Linked DNA regions of Mus musculus: region 1 is linked to region 2. The links are chromatin contacts, found by Hi-C in ENCODE. All regions are on one chromosome and are shown on one strand. Each heading gives the region's core, a stretch centred on a gene start or an enhancer-like site at or near the end of the contact. The rest is flanking DNA. Distances are from core to core; before and after follow the strand shown.

Region 1 (6,858 bases), core at 738-3,237, 450 kb before region 2:
GGCACAGATCTCCAGAGAACTTGGCACGTGGCCTGGGCTCACCGTCATGGAGGATTCTGTGGACCTCCTGTCCAATGACTTGGCTCTTCGGTGTGGAGACAGGGGACAAGCATCTGAGAGAGGAGCTGTGGGGGCTTCGCTGGCAAAGTCCTGTGGCAGAGAGCAGCCACCCATCAGTACAGCTCAAGGCAGCCTGGGCACGCATGGGGACAACAAGTTGGGTAGTTCATCCCTCCTTGAGTGGGGCAGTGCTGTCTAGGCCCCACAGCAGGTTCTGGGATGACCCATGTCCTGGCATGCTTTGGTCAGTAGAGCAGCCTTTTCTTTGGATGCCTGGTTATCACTGGTCCCACCCAATTTTGCAGCTTCTCAGGTTACAGAAGACAGACAGCAGGCACCTCGTGAGCAACAAAGAAACTGGAAAGAAGATCTTGGGTACAGCAGGCCACAGAAGAGGCAGGTGGGCAAAAGGCTGGAGGAATCTGGGAGGAGGAGGAGGAGGAGGACGGCTGAGGTCTGATGGACCTTGTAGGCTAAGCAGAGAAACGAGGGTACAGCTTGCCACTCCAAAAACAAAAGAAGGAAAAAGGTATCATATTCGGCTTTGTTCCTGGGTGGCCTCAGTGGGAAGAAATTGTGCTAGTTACAACTGGGATCTAAAACTCATTGAAGCACCTTGTGGCACAGAAGGCTAACGCTGTAGGAGGGAGATGTGGAAGACAGGCTGATGCTCAAGAGGCTAACTGGAAAGGAACAGAGTAGAGGCCCAGAAGAAACATGTCCCTGGTATGTATGGGACTCAGAACATGTACGGCACTGTGTTCCCCAGACCCAAGCCATGCTGCCAAAGGCCCCACTTGGCCCCACACTGGAGCTCACCCGCTTTCTAGGGATGGCCCGTCTCTCACTGCGGCCCTGACGAGTGTCACTTGATGGAGTGGTCAGAATCAGCATGTTGGTTTCCATGTGCTCTGCTTTTTCAATGTCCAAGGCCTCAAATTTCTCAATTACCTGGGACCTCCTACAAAAGAGGACATGAAGCTGCTGAACTCGAGTCTCCCCGTTCCCAAGGTGGACTTCGTCTCAAGTCCAGTAGGGGCTCCTGTAGTCAGCTTGCACACCTGGCCTACCTCACTGGGCTCCAGTGTTAGCCTTTCTGTTAAACAAGTGAGGCACTGCTTACACAGTACTGATAGGACTTAGGGCACAGATTCAGTCTACTTGAGCTCCACTTTCCCCCATTCACGCTGGGCTGGAACAGCCATAGAACCTTTCCACACTGGGCCTGCACTGGCCCTGCTCCAACATTGGACTCATACAGCTTGGTACACCTTGGTAACCTCCCTGAGTCAGATACAATGAAGGACAACCACCACCTCCGCAAACATTGCACCCTCTAGTTATAATGCACCCCACAGTAGGGTGTTCAAAATTTAGCAAGATAAAAGCCCATGAATTAACAGTTTCTGCTAACATTAAAAGGAATCAAAATCAAAATAAAACAAAGCAGTTGATTTCATGTGAAAGGCCAGCGGCCTTGTCAGGCGGTCTGTGGCTGGGACGACGGAGCTGAGATGGAAGCGAAGCAGGTGGAGGAGGCGCGAACACAGCAGAGGGTGGAGAGGGCAAGACCTGAAAGAAAATAAGGCTGGGAAATGAATGAACAGAAAAAGACTGCTTTTAAAATTCAAATCATGATAAATCAAAGTTATCTAAGATTTAAAGCAGCAAACCCCAAGGTAATGGCTGAAGAGAGGAAACCCATAATTACCACATAGCCTAAGGAGTCCCCTTGAGGGATTAGGCAGAAGACTTGGGCTGCCTACCTGGGCTCTGAGAGCTGATTTCAACCTGCTGGGAGGATGGTCTCTTCTCACCAAACCTAAGGCCTGCTCTCCTAGGGACAGCCTACTCCCTCACAATGAGCGTGGGCGTGGCATGCATTCTGAACCAGTGGTGTGGAGCTGAGAGGAAGTGATAAAGGTCCCTTTCAGAAAGTTAAAATCTCTAATAGGCAAGAGGAAGTCATGGCCTAGAACCCAGGAACCTCTCTTTTCAGAGGTCACTACAAATCTTCCTTAACAGTTCCTTTCCTCAAGGGAGGTAAGAGGGCAAAGGCAGCCAGGGCTCAGGAGGGCTTGTGTGTGTTCTGCCTCCATACTCGGGGTCGTTAGAAGACTGGTGCTGGGTTAGCTTGCTGTGCCTATAGAGGCTGAGGTGAGGAGACTGGCTGGGAAAGCAGTGAGCTAAGCAGCTGCTGGCTGCCAGGTAGAGGAAAATCTTTTAAGTGCAGCCAAGGTGTCCTGTATAGCTAGACTGCTGCAGAAGAGCTGGACACCACCATCCCAGGGCCGCTGTTTCTTCTCGGGCTGAGAGCACTGTATCTGGCTAGAGTACTTCAAGGCCCCAGGATAGTAGGAGGGCTGTGCCAGGCCAGACTGGCACCATGGAATATAGGTTTATAGGGTTCCAAGCAGAGTAGTTAGCATGAGAAACTACTTGCTTGGGGGGACTTGCTATAGCTGCTTGACAGAGATGCTGCCAAGACATGATGAGACCAGGAGCTTGGGCAACCTCTGCATATAGCTAGTTCTCTGTGGCTAAGTTGGTGTTTCTGAAACAATAGAGGTGACAGAGTAGCTTCACTCAAGCTACTCTGACAAGGTGGAGAGGTCAGAGTTCCATTAGCTTTCTGTTAGTCACTAAAAGTGTTATAAGGATCTCCACACTTAGCAGACACAGGTCTAAGAACCTCCTATAAGAACTCCTTCAAAGGCTCAGAAGTCTCAAGAGCAAATTCCAAGCTCAGGGCTGCTGGTACTCAGGTAGGGTTGCTTACTGGCTTACTGAAGTTTTCCAAAAGTAACCCTGAGGTTTTCAACTTCCTTACTGTGTGGCAGGTCTGTCTTGGCTACAGTAACTCAATGCAAAGTAACTGGCATCTTGTCACTCTAACTTATCAGAGACCAGGATCCAGTCCAGCACCAGGTGGACTACTTGGGCCTCAGATAGCAGTCCTCAAAGAGCAACACCAACCAGCAAGATCATTCAGGAAGGGATAGTTACAGGGTTAATGTGCAGAAGTAGTCCAGGCACCAACACCAGCTGAGAATCATCCCCATAGTGGTGAAGAACATGCAAGAACAAAGCCTAGAGACTGCATCTATCTCAGGCAGGTAGACAAGAATGCATTCAAAATTAACATCTCTGACAAGGAGCCTAGCCAAGCAGGTGGGCAAAATGTTAACTCTGGCCTGCCACTAAACGTAAAGCATAGTTGACCCCATTTTGGAACCATCAGAATTAGCCTGCTCAGCAGCCAGCGCAAACCTGCCCCTGCCCACCCTGAAGGCCTCCTTAATGGTTAACAAGACCTTTCATTTCTGCTACCCACATGCTTTAGAAGGACATCAGGAGCTCTGATGCTGGTTCCTATCATAGAATCAGAGACTTCCTGCTGAAGGCCCACCCACTAGCTGTTATTCACCATGAGGGATGGGGGTCACCCAAGTTTTCACATCCTTGAAGCAAGGGTAAGAGTAACAGGTGCTTTCCTGAGCCACTGTTGGACTGTGAAGATTGACGATTATATGGAATACCAGGGAGCACTTAGTGTCCACTGTCTTCCTGAGGGTCCATAGGCCATTTGAAACAAGCTGGGTTGGGTGTCAACTAACTGAGTTGAGAAAAGGGGACAAGAGAAAGTCCTCCCTAATCTCATCCTGCCCTCAACACCTGACTGAACTTCAGCCTGCACTCAGGGCAGGGAAGACACTGCAGATATTTCTGGAGTTGCCTTTCTGAATAGAGGACTTCTTTGTAAAGCTAATGAAAGCAGTGCTCCCACCCACAGCAAAGCACACAGATGTGCTTTTAAACTCTCCTGGGGGCAGCCATGGATCTTTAGAAACCTGTCTGGTGTTAAGCAAGAAACCTGGCCTGGACACAAAACACAGCTCAGAGATATGGTAGAGAATCAGAGGGGGACTCACGGGTAGAACATTCCCTAGTCCTCAAGCTTGGTACTTTGGGGCAAAAGAAAAGCAGGTAGGGCCTTATCTTTCCAGCAGTAAGTACTCTATCTCTGCCACTGGTGGGAAGCCTTTCAGCAAAACCCAGAGGTTTTATAAAAGTGGCAGCTGAGACACACAGCAGCTTTTCTGGCTGCCTCTTGCATCTTGGTGGGAAGGATCTATGCTGCCCCCTCACTTTCCTGTATCTTGGAATCTCTTCAGTGCCCTCTGACAACTGCAGAACTGTCAGCATGAGGAGGGCCTAGTCCCTATCTGCAGCTCTGAGTCTTCTCAGAGAATAGAAGTTCTCTCTAATAAGAGAGAAGGCCAAGAAGCCTAAGACTCAGCCACACTGGGCCTAATCTGGGAAGCACAACCTACATAAGCCAGCACTTAGTCCTGTATCTGGCTGCCAGGAGCTGAGAACTAGTACCACAGACTGGGACCCAGAGAGGAAATGCTCCACACACTGAATAGAAATCATGTTCCTGAAGTACACTTGTGTGAGTACATACATGATTTTAGCCCTCTAGTGCCCTCCTTACCTCCGCTCGTTGCCAAATAGACGGGCCACCTCTTCCCTGCCAGGGCTCCGGGCCCGAGTCCTATGCTCCAACCGCCTTCTCTCCACCTGGAAGGCTTCTCGATGGCTGATCCGGATGGCCTTAGGGACGTCGGCCAGGGCGGCATACTGCCTGCTGGCTTTAAAGGCAAAGGTGCTCCCCAGTATCTCTGTTCCCCACCCCCCAGCACTGCTGGAGTCCATGTGGTTAGGTGACCTGCTGGCCTCACCCAGGCTGGCAGGGCAGATGCTGTAGACCATTCGGCTTGGGGCTGGAAGACCTGGGGAGTGAAGGGGGTGGCTGAGTTCCTGTGAGGGCGATCCAGGACAACCATACCTGCTGTGTGGGGTGCTGGGGCTGGGTGGGGAGAGTAGTGGGGGCAGCTGCTCCTCAGCCCTCAGGTCCTGCTTGGCCTTCTCCAGGGAGAAGTAGCCGCTCTCTACCCGTACTTTCCGACCACCATCCACACGGTCCCCACTTATGGTGCTTTCATCTAGAAGGCAAGAGAAAGCTTGCTCAGACTGCTGTCAGTTCTGTCATCAGAACTTTCCAAAAGCCCACACATGATCACCCAGAAGCTGCCTCAACACCCTCCATACTCACACCCCACAGCTATGAATGGGCTAGAGGTAAAAGGAGAAAATTGTGGGCAGAAATGGACCACCCATCTCCATTGCCTTTACTCCCTACCCTTTCCTCCAGTCTGGTCACTTTGCAGGCAGGGACTTTCGTACAGTTCTGGTAGGGAAGCAGGATTCCATCCTAACCAATGGTTTCTTACCAGACCACAGGAAGAAACCAACCAAAAGGACATTTTTCAGGCTTAGGTTTTTTTTTTTTTTTGAAGCAGGGAGGAGGCCTTTTATAGGCATGCTGTAGAGCACCTGGACTGTAAATGTAGACAGGTGTGTATGCTAAAGAACTCCAATTGAGAGAGGCAAAGAAGGGGACTAACTCTGCTAGGGCAGCACAGCATTCTAAGTGGAGAGGGCATGGTGATGTCAATGGTGTCCTCTCTGGCCCGTCTTCTTAGCCAGGAGCTGACCAAGATGGTAACAATGAGGAGAGAGGGGCACTGATGTCCTAACTGCTATCCCTCTAAAGACAGGAAGCACCCAACCCAGCAGGTTCTAAGAGCTAATGAGGTAGGAACCTGTGGTACAGGAACAGAGATCTCACAGAGGCAGAAAGAATCGTGTTTATAGATCACCTGAGGCCAATGGAGTAGGTGCTACACCTTTCTCCTTCACAGGTGAGGTAGAGAAGCCAAGCTGAATCTCATAGGCCAGGAACTAGTCATGCCAGGCCAGTGCTGCCCAGAACTGATGCTGCACGATGCACAGAGGGAGGAAGAGTTCAGGACCCATGACAGGCCTCTAGCTAGGGCCCTGTATCACATGCCCAGTGTCCCGTCCTATTTCCTGGACAGAGGCCCACTCCAGCAGAGCAAGACAGATCACCACAACAAGGAGGTCCGCAGGCTGATCAGCTGCTACTCACCTTCTTTGCTTTCTAGTCCTGGTTCCCGTGGGGTGCAAGCAGCAGGAGGCTGGCTTTGGCTGGGACTTTGAGCTGGACTCAGGCTGGTCCCATCAGGTTGGTCTTTGGCTCTCATTTCTTCCTGCCAGAGTGTGGATTTGGTGGTGGGAACTTTCTCAGCACTGGGAATGCTGCTGCTGCTACCACTGCTGCCGCCACTACTGCTAGTGACAGCCATCTTAGCAGGCCCAGGCTCCTAGAGAGAGAGCAGTGAGGGTGGTAGCATATGAGCACATAGCCCAAGCTAGCACACAGGTTCTGGCTGCTAAATTACAAGGGATATAAAAACATCAAAACAGTGTTGGGGGATGAGAAGTCATGCACCCACCAGTGCCTTGTCCAAGAGGCCTTGCAGAGGAAAGGTTCTTGATTTCTACCAGAGCCATGTCACCAAGTATCTAAAAGCTCTCTCTGTATACTGCCAGACAGTGCCTAGAATATCAGCCCAATTACTAGGGGTAAGCTCATAGGAGTCTGCCATTCCTATACTCATAGGTACTTGAGACATAAACAAAGGGGGACAGGACAAGACAAAAGAGGAACACACTCCTCTGAGCCAGGCCCACTGCTATCAAGATCATTGGGGAAAATGTAGAAAGTGAATTGCACAGCACCCTGTGGTTTTTCCCACTCTTAGCTTAAATGGAACACAAGGGATGATGTGAAAGAACTACTGAAATAAGACAGACACTAAGGCCTGACAGTTGTTGCTCATTTACATTAGAAATCCTATCCCCTTGATG
Region 2 (7,385 bases), core at 3,224-5,723:
CTTCCAAAGGACCTAGGTTCAATTCCCATTATTGACATTGTGGCTAACAACTGTTTGTAACTCCAGTTCCAGAGAATCTGACACTCTCTTTCTGGCTTCAACAGATACTGCATGCACATGGTACACATACATATATACACACAGACAAAATTCCCATACACATAAAAAAAAAGAGGTTCAAAAGATGACTCAGTGGTTAAGAGCACTTGCTGCTCTTGCATAGGGCATGGGTTCTGTTCTCAGCACCCACATGGTGGTTTACAACCATGTGTAACTCCAGTTCCAGGGAATCTGATACCCACTTCTAACCTCCTTGGGTACCAGACACAAATGTGAAACCCATACATACATACATTCAGGGAAACATTCATATACATAAACAATTTTAAAGTAATAAAATTAAAAAAGCATATGTTGGCTGTGGGTGTGGCTTTGTGTCAGATGGCTTGCATGCAAATCCCTGAGTTTGGTCTCCAGTACTACACACACACACACACACACACACACACACACACACATTTAGTGTGCATGTGAGTCAGTATGCATGTCATTCCATCTACGTGGATTTTTTAAAGGTAATTTCTGAATATTGTTTGGATATAATTTCTTTTTCTTTTTTCTTTTTTTGGTTTTTTGAGACAGGGTTTCTCTGTATAGCCCTGGCTGTCCTGGAACTCACTTTGTAGACCAGGATGGCCTCGAACTCAGAGATCCGCCTGCCTCTGCCTCCCGAGTGCTGGGATTAAAGGCGTGTGCCACCACACCCGGCTCTGGATCTAATTTATTCATACCCAAAGCCAGTAAGTATTTCTTTTAACCTGGATACAGAGAAAACTGCAATTTTTCAGTCTTTGAGCTCAGAGGGACCCATTCCTCTGTGAAAAGGTCCTGCGAAGGACCCCACAGGGTCAGCCAGAGATGTTCCTGGAAGGAAAGAAGCGAGCACTTGACAAGCTGCAGGGTAGGGATGGAAAGGGCTGCCTCTTCTGCCATGGAATCGCACCCTGGCTGCTCACTGATCCCTTATTTGGGACGAAAATGACTTTCCTCCAGGACCACTCATACATAGCGATGCCTTTTCTCATCAAAACCACAGTTCCTTGAGTTCCAGCTCCAAAGTGGTTTCCACAGAGAAACCTCAAACACTCTCAGTCACCACAAACCATTTGCAATACTGGCTCAGAGGCCCCACCCATGTCTCTGCCCCATCCTAGTTCAGCTGTCTCAGATGTGCTGAGAGAAGGCATGGGGTTAAAGAGCCTTGGTCTCACCTGTGGGCATCCACCACATCCACCACGTATTCACCAGGTGCTTACCCTTGTGACAAGGGTGCAGATGCTCTCCCCCTATAGACACGGTTTGGAGGCACATTGACTGACAAGGGACAGCCCTTAGGGGACAGCAGAGGGCGCTCCTGGAAGCAACCTGATCTCCAGACAAGGAGGAGTCCACGGGCAATGCATGTGTTCCCAGTAGGAGCCAAAATGTAGGTGTGCTGTGCACTGCACAGTCCTCCAAAGCCAGGCTGCAAGTTAGAGGGCAAGAGAGAAACAGGTGGGAGAGATGACACACAACTCCTATAAAACAGAGGCGGCGGCGGAGGACAAGACCAAGGCCAGACTGAGTTAAGTAGTGAGCTCCAGGATGAGAAAACGAAGGCAGGTAGGAAGGAAGGACAGGGGAAAGAGAAGTGGAAAGCAAGGGGACAAGGAATAAAAACAAAACAAACAAAAGCAGAAGGAGGGTCAGGCGGTGGTGGCGCACGCCTCTAGTCCCAGCACTCAGGAGGCAGAAGCAGGTGGATCTCTGAGTTTGAGGTCAGTCTGGTCTACAGAGTGAGGTCAAGTTCGAGGATAGCCAGGCAGGGATGCACAGGGAAACCCTGTCTCAAAAATCAAAACCAACCCAACAAACAAAAACAAAAATGGAAGGATAGAAGAGAGATAATCCATGAGGTTCCAGTGTAGTAGAAAAGCCCTCCGAGACAATGGTCCACACTAAATGAGACGCCATCTCCCAGGGTCCATGAAGGCTGCTATTCTGCTGCCCAGGGATGAGATTCAGAAGAGGGCAGGACCTCCCATATTGTCTCGGTTGTCTACAAATTCGTTGCAAGCCTGGCTCAGGGTCCTTGGTGATCCCTCAAATGTCTCCTCCCACCTGGGAAACCAAGGTACTCTGGATTCCCCTCCTCCCTGTCCTCCCCATTCTCCTCTCTGTCCTCCCTGTCCTCCCCCTCCTCCTCCCTGCCCTCCCTCTCCCTCTAGCTGGCCTAGCAGGGGCCAATACAACTGCAGGGAATCAAGGAAGAGCCTTTTCCTGAACTGTCCTGGATGCCCCAGTCCAACAGCAACTCCCACTTGCCCTGGCTTGGTTTGCTCCACTGTCCTGAAGGCACAGTGTGATATCCCAGACCTCCAGCGAGACAGCCCAACCTGCAAGCCCTGATGGGAGGGGTGGCCTGAGACAACAGTACCTACATGCCTCATTTGATGGGATCTGTAAAAGTTCTACGGAGATCAAGGACAAGTATCCAGCTGATGGGTACTTATCAGCACCCACAAAGGAGAGGGCATGGCACTCTCCTTTGTGTCTGGAGAGCCTGCAGCCCCTGGAGCTCTGCTCACCAGGGCCCTAATCCCCCTCCACCACCACTGGACTGCAGCACTGGGGAGGTGGAGGTGCTGGAAGCCTGCCTGCTGGGCTCAGGCCCCCATCCCATCCATAGCCCAGGCTCCCCCAGTAATTCGATAATTGGGTGGGATTTTCACTGAGAGAGAGGGAAAGTCCAAAGTAGCGATGAGCCAGCTCTCCTCCCCTCCCTGCCTCATTCCAGAGTTCTTCCCTCTGAGAGTAGAGGTCTAGCAGTGACTCAGACTAGGGAGGGCGAACAAAGGCTACACTTAGACTACACAGACTCCTAATGGTGGGGCATAAGAAAAAAGAATGGTTCTCTCTCTAAACTTGGGTCTCTTGATACCATCTCCAGGTGACTCCTGGAGCCAGGGTCTATAAACACATGGGTGGCATCCTCAATATCATGAGCTCCCTTTGCTAATGGTAAACACTGGGCAGGAGGAGGCAGGCTCTAGGGAGCAGCCTGCCTTGATTTCGTCAGTCTGTCCTGAGCTTACAGAAACAACTGGGCATCTCTTTCTCTGAGAAGCAATCCTGTACAGCCCACGGCACACCGGAGACCACTTTATGCTCCCACTGAGCCACAGGGTGAATCATGACTCAAGACCACCGGCTTTAGAAGTGGACAGGGCACCACGAACGAGCCTGAAACTTGCGTTTGTAGCTCTTACATGGTGGCTCTCTCTTCAATGCAAAATGCCACAAGAATTCCTGCTGAGCTTCCTTTACAGCCTCGGGTACTGAGGACCAATCCCTGGTGGGAGGTGTCTCTTACCTGCCATGCCTTCAGGTGCTCCAGGGAGAAGCTGGAGCACATCCAAACTTGTACCTTGTCCTCAAATTACAAAACTCCCTAGGGTCTTTTCTCTGGGCTACAAAATTCTGCAAATGGACTCAGGAGGAATCAATGTGGAAATTTCACTTTGCCTTCCCAATCAGCAAAATAATGTTTGCCAAAATCGTTAGATTTCTTTCCCCTAAGTAGGCTACTGCCGACTTGAAAGCAGTGGTTCCAGAACCCGAGCCCAGGGGCTGCCACTTCCTATGCATGAGTTTATGGAGAGAGTAGAGGGATTGATTCTTGGACTTGGACTCCCTAACAACTACCTGCGTACAGGGTCCGATTGCTCCCTGCTCCGGGAGGGGGTGTGGCTACAGACTGATTCCTGAGAGACAAGATGATGGAGCCTCAAAGTTGCCAAGAGCAAGAGACAGGATGTGGCAGAACAGAAAAAGTGCTAGAGGGAGAATGTATGTCTTGCGCTGATCTCATGGTGCTTGGAGCTTGAGATCCAGGGCCTGGTCCTGTGACCCCCATAGGTTGAGATCAGGAAGAACGGAGCCCAAGCTCGAGGACTACGCAGTGCAATTCTCAGCTGGCACAGTGCGGTCCTGGAAGGCTACTAACCGGTGCACAAGAGCTCGCCATGCACACCTAGGCACATCCAACACGCTGCGCATCCCAACGCGCATTGTATTCCAGCACATACCAGCAGTGCCGCAGCACCCCCTCTACGAACACCGACACACCCCGCACTCTGCACACACCTTCAGCACCCCAGCGCCAGGAGCTCTCCCATTCACCCCGCGCACCCACGGCCGCGGGAGGGGCCAGCGCCGCGAGGCTCCAAACCCCCAGGGCCCCGCCCGCCCCTGCCCGCCCCGCCCCGGCCCCAGCCCCGGCGGGCGCCCCCCGCGGCGCTGCCCCGCCCCCGCCGCCCCGCGCCGCCCAGGGCCTCGGCCCGCCGCCCGGCCGCCGGCCCACCTGGCGCAGCGCCGCCCTCGGAGCCCGTGTACCGGTGCACACCCGGGAACCCCGCGCACCCCGCTGCCACAGAGGGCCCAGCGCCACTGCAGCCGCGCCACCTCCCAGGGCCGGGCCAGCCCAGGCGTCCGCGCTCTCGGGGTGGACTCCCCCCGCTGCGCGCTCAAGCCGGCGATGGCTCCTCTCGGATACCTCTTAGTGCTCTGCAGCCTGAAGCAGGCTCTGGGCAGCTACCCGATCTGGTGGTGAGTGAGTCTACTTGCGTTCGCCCCGGGCCCCAGTGCCACCCTAGGGCAACCGCCCCCCTGGGGCAGGGCCCCCACCGTTGCTCCGCGCACTGGCTGCGAGCGGGTTGTTTTCCTTGGCTGCCACTTGGACCTGTTTGGGCCGCAGCTGGGACGCGGGTGGCGGAGTTTCCGGGGACACTGATTCCCCTGGCAGGAGGGAAGGGAGGGCAGTGAAAGTCCATGCTGTCCCTGGCGTCGAACAAGAATGGCAGAAAGCGGGTCAGCACATGACACTAATGCCTAGGCAATGGTCGAGGAAGGAGTGTAAAAGAGAAGCAGCGCAAGGAAGAGACTCTTCTTAGGTACCTTATCTTACACACACACACACACACACACACACACACACACACACACACACACACACACACACACACACACTTTAAAACAAAGTCGGCAAGACAAGACCGAACAGCTCGGGGCAGCGCAGTTACGTAAAGACAGTCCGAGACCGGGCGGGGAGTGGCTCAGAGCCTGCGGCAAGGCGCACCGGGGCCAGCCGGGAGCCGTGCGCGCTTCTCCAACGCTGTCGCCTAGCTTCTACGTAGCTGTCGGGGTGGAAGGGTCGGTCGGCCGTCCACAGCTTTAATCTAGCTGACAAGAAACGCTGCTGCCGGGAGGGATGAGCAGTAGGTAAAGTAAGGGATTTGAGTTTCCCGGAGTGAGAGGCTTGGGGATTCGGTCTTGGAGAGGCTGGACAGCATCCTCCACTCCAGACAAGGCACACTAGAAGACTCTTCTCAGCCTAGGGATGGAGTGAGATTAAGCAAAGGGAAAGTTCCTGACTCTCAGGCCCTAAGTCCTCCGCACGCAACCCGAGAGAAGGAGAAATTGGGGCGTCCCTTCCTCGGGGTGTGTGACACTCCCTCCCTTCATGGAGCGCAGACTTAAGGTCACCATCAGTGCGCAGATCTCTCCTCGAACACAAGCTAGAGGATTGAGACCGGATAGGGACCGGCGCGCGCCGCTGGTGGAGACTCAGTTGGACAGAAGCCTCCCACAAACATGCGCACACCCCCCCCCGCCCAGGAACACTCCGACAGCTTGCCTGGAATTATAATAATTATGCCGAGGGGAAGGGGGGACCCAGCGAGCCGAAGTACATCTAATCCGATAATCATTTTTCTCTTCGAGATGCTTTAGGAGAAGAGCTGAGAAGCCTGGGGTGGGGATGCAGGGCCCGCTCCGCTGCAGGGATGGAGGGTGGGCTACTGGGAGTCGCTAGGGGCTGGAGAGGCTGCTGGGCAGCGGCTGCGCTCCACAGAGATCTAGCTGAGCCTCCGCTCCCTTGAGATTTTTAAGACCCGAAGGGGCACCTGTGGAGCCCTGTGGCCTCCGGGAGTGAGGATTGCGTCGGGCGCGTCTAGGAGCGCGGACGCACTGAGGCGCGTCCCGGCGTCCGCGGGGAGCCAGGGGCAGCGCGTCCGAGGGAGCCCCGCGGGCTGCCCGCTGCTGCGCCAGGCTTCTAATTAGAACCCGCCGCCGCGGAATTCCTGGGCTCAAGAGGAAGCGCCTTCGCCCCCGCTCTACTCCCATAAAGAAGGGCCTTGTCGCCAGCCTCCTGGTTACCCCGCGTCCTGGGACTTTTGTCCTTAAGGTCGTGGGGGGTCACTAACCGGGTCCGCCCAGGCCCACAGAAGCATAGCCTCCTTTTCACCTGGGCTGTTAGACCCCCCCCTCGGGTGCACCCAGCATTCTCCAGGTGAGAGGGGAGGGGTGTGAAAAAGTGCAGCCCTTAGCCTTCCCACCCCTCCCCTCAAAGGACCGGGGCAACCCTTTGGCCCCAGAAAGTGATACGGAAGTCCACCTGGTATTCATGGGGTTGGGTGACAAGGGCCACCTCTCCGCCCATCCCCTACTTCCACTTTGTTCTCCGTAGGATTCTCACACTTAACAATTCTGCTTCCTGAGACGCAGCCCCCCTCACTCTGGGATGCTGGCTTCCTGGGGACAAGACCTAGTTCCCCTCCTGCCCCCTCTATTCCCTCTCAGTTCCCAGCAGACTCAAAAGTGTCAGCTGGATGGGGCTCGCCCTGCAGAATGGAGAGGAAGGGTCCCTTAAAACTACAGTGGCTGTAGTCACTTGACACAGTGTGGTAGCTGGCTCTTTAATAAAGGTTGTTTTGCAATTTCTACTTACCAACCTTCAAGTGTCTCCTCTTTTCTCTTCCCCACACTATGGGCCTAGATAAGCCATAGCCCCCAATATGGAGAAACATCATGGCTTCTGCTGGGTGGGCTACTGGTGAGCTTCATACAGAGGCAAAACCCGGGACCTTTTCTTAAGATTTATTATATTCACGCTCAGCCTGCACGCTGATTCTTTTACTTGACCTCCCACCCAGCCTGAGCCTCCCTCCCCCCTTTCTGGCCCCCAGCTCCCCTTTCCTATGAAAGTGAGAAAGTGAACCGTAGAGAAGTTCCTCACCTGCAGGACCAAAACCGGGAAATCTCAAATCTGGAGTCATTAGGCTTTTGAAGATGGTGTGGGTCTTCTTGGGGAGAAAGTTGATGCTTCCCTGCTTCTGGTGGAACCGTGAAGGTCTACCTCCTCCCCCGGACCAACTCTGAAGGATGGTTGATGTGTTCAACCCCATTGCCAGTCCTGATACCACAGAACCATCAAAAGTAAGACCTCCATGAGTGCCTGTTCTGGGAGGCAAGTGGACCAAACCACATCCCAGAAGAAGGTTCTCTTC

What was found. Hi-C counts contacts between places; a loop is a spot of excess contacts on that map.
Region 1: a loop to region 2 is called in a map of gastrocnemius, with 2.1 times the contacts of the local background. The contact joins the promoter of 1700007J10Rik here to the promoter of Wnt3a in region 2. A Hi-C loop is called at or near these places in 1 of 37 maps with a recorded cell type or tissue (gastrocnemius).

Annotation. Positions count from the first base shown.
Region 1 is chr11:59,735,283-59,742,140 of GRCm38, reverse strand. It overlaps 1700007J10Rik (RIKEN cDNA 1700007J10 gene), which reads left to right and starts at 1,987. Exons shown (of 6, transcript NR_045476.1): 1 at 1,987-2,103; 2 at 6,093-6,172. Mprip (myosin phosphatase Rho interacting protein) reads right to left here. Exons shown (of 24, transcript NM_001368931.1): 6 at 6,077-6,311; 7 at 4,559-5,069; 8 at 880-1,021; 9 at 43-150.
Region 2 is chr11:59,287,839-59,295,223 of GRCm38, reverse strand. Wnt3a (wingless-type MMTV integration site family, member 3A) reads left to right here and starts at 4,473. Exons shown (of 4, transcript NM_009522.2): 1 at 4,473-4,647. The coding sequence starts at 4,577.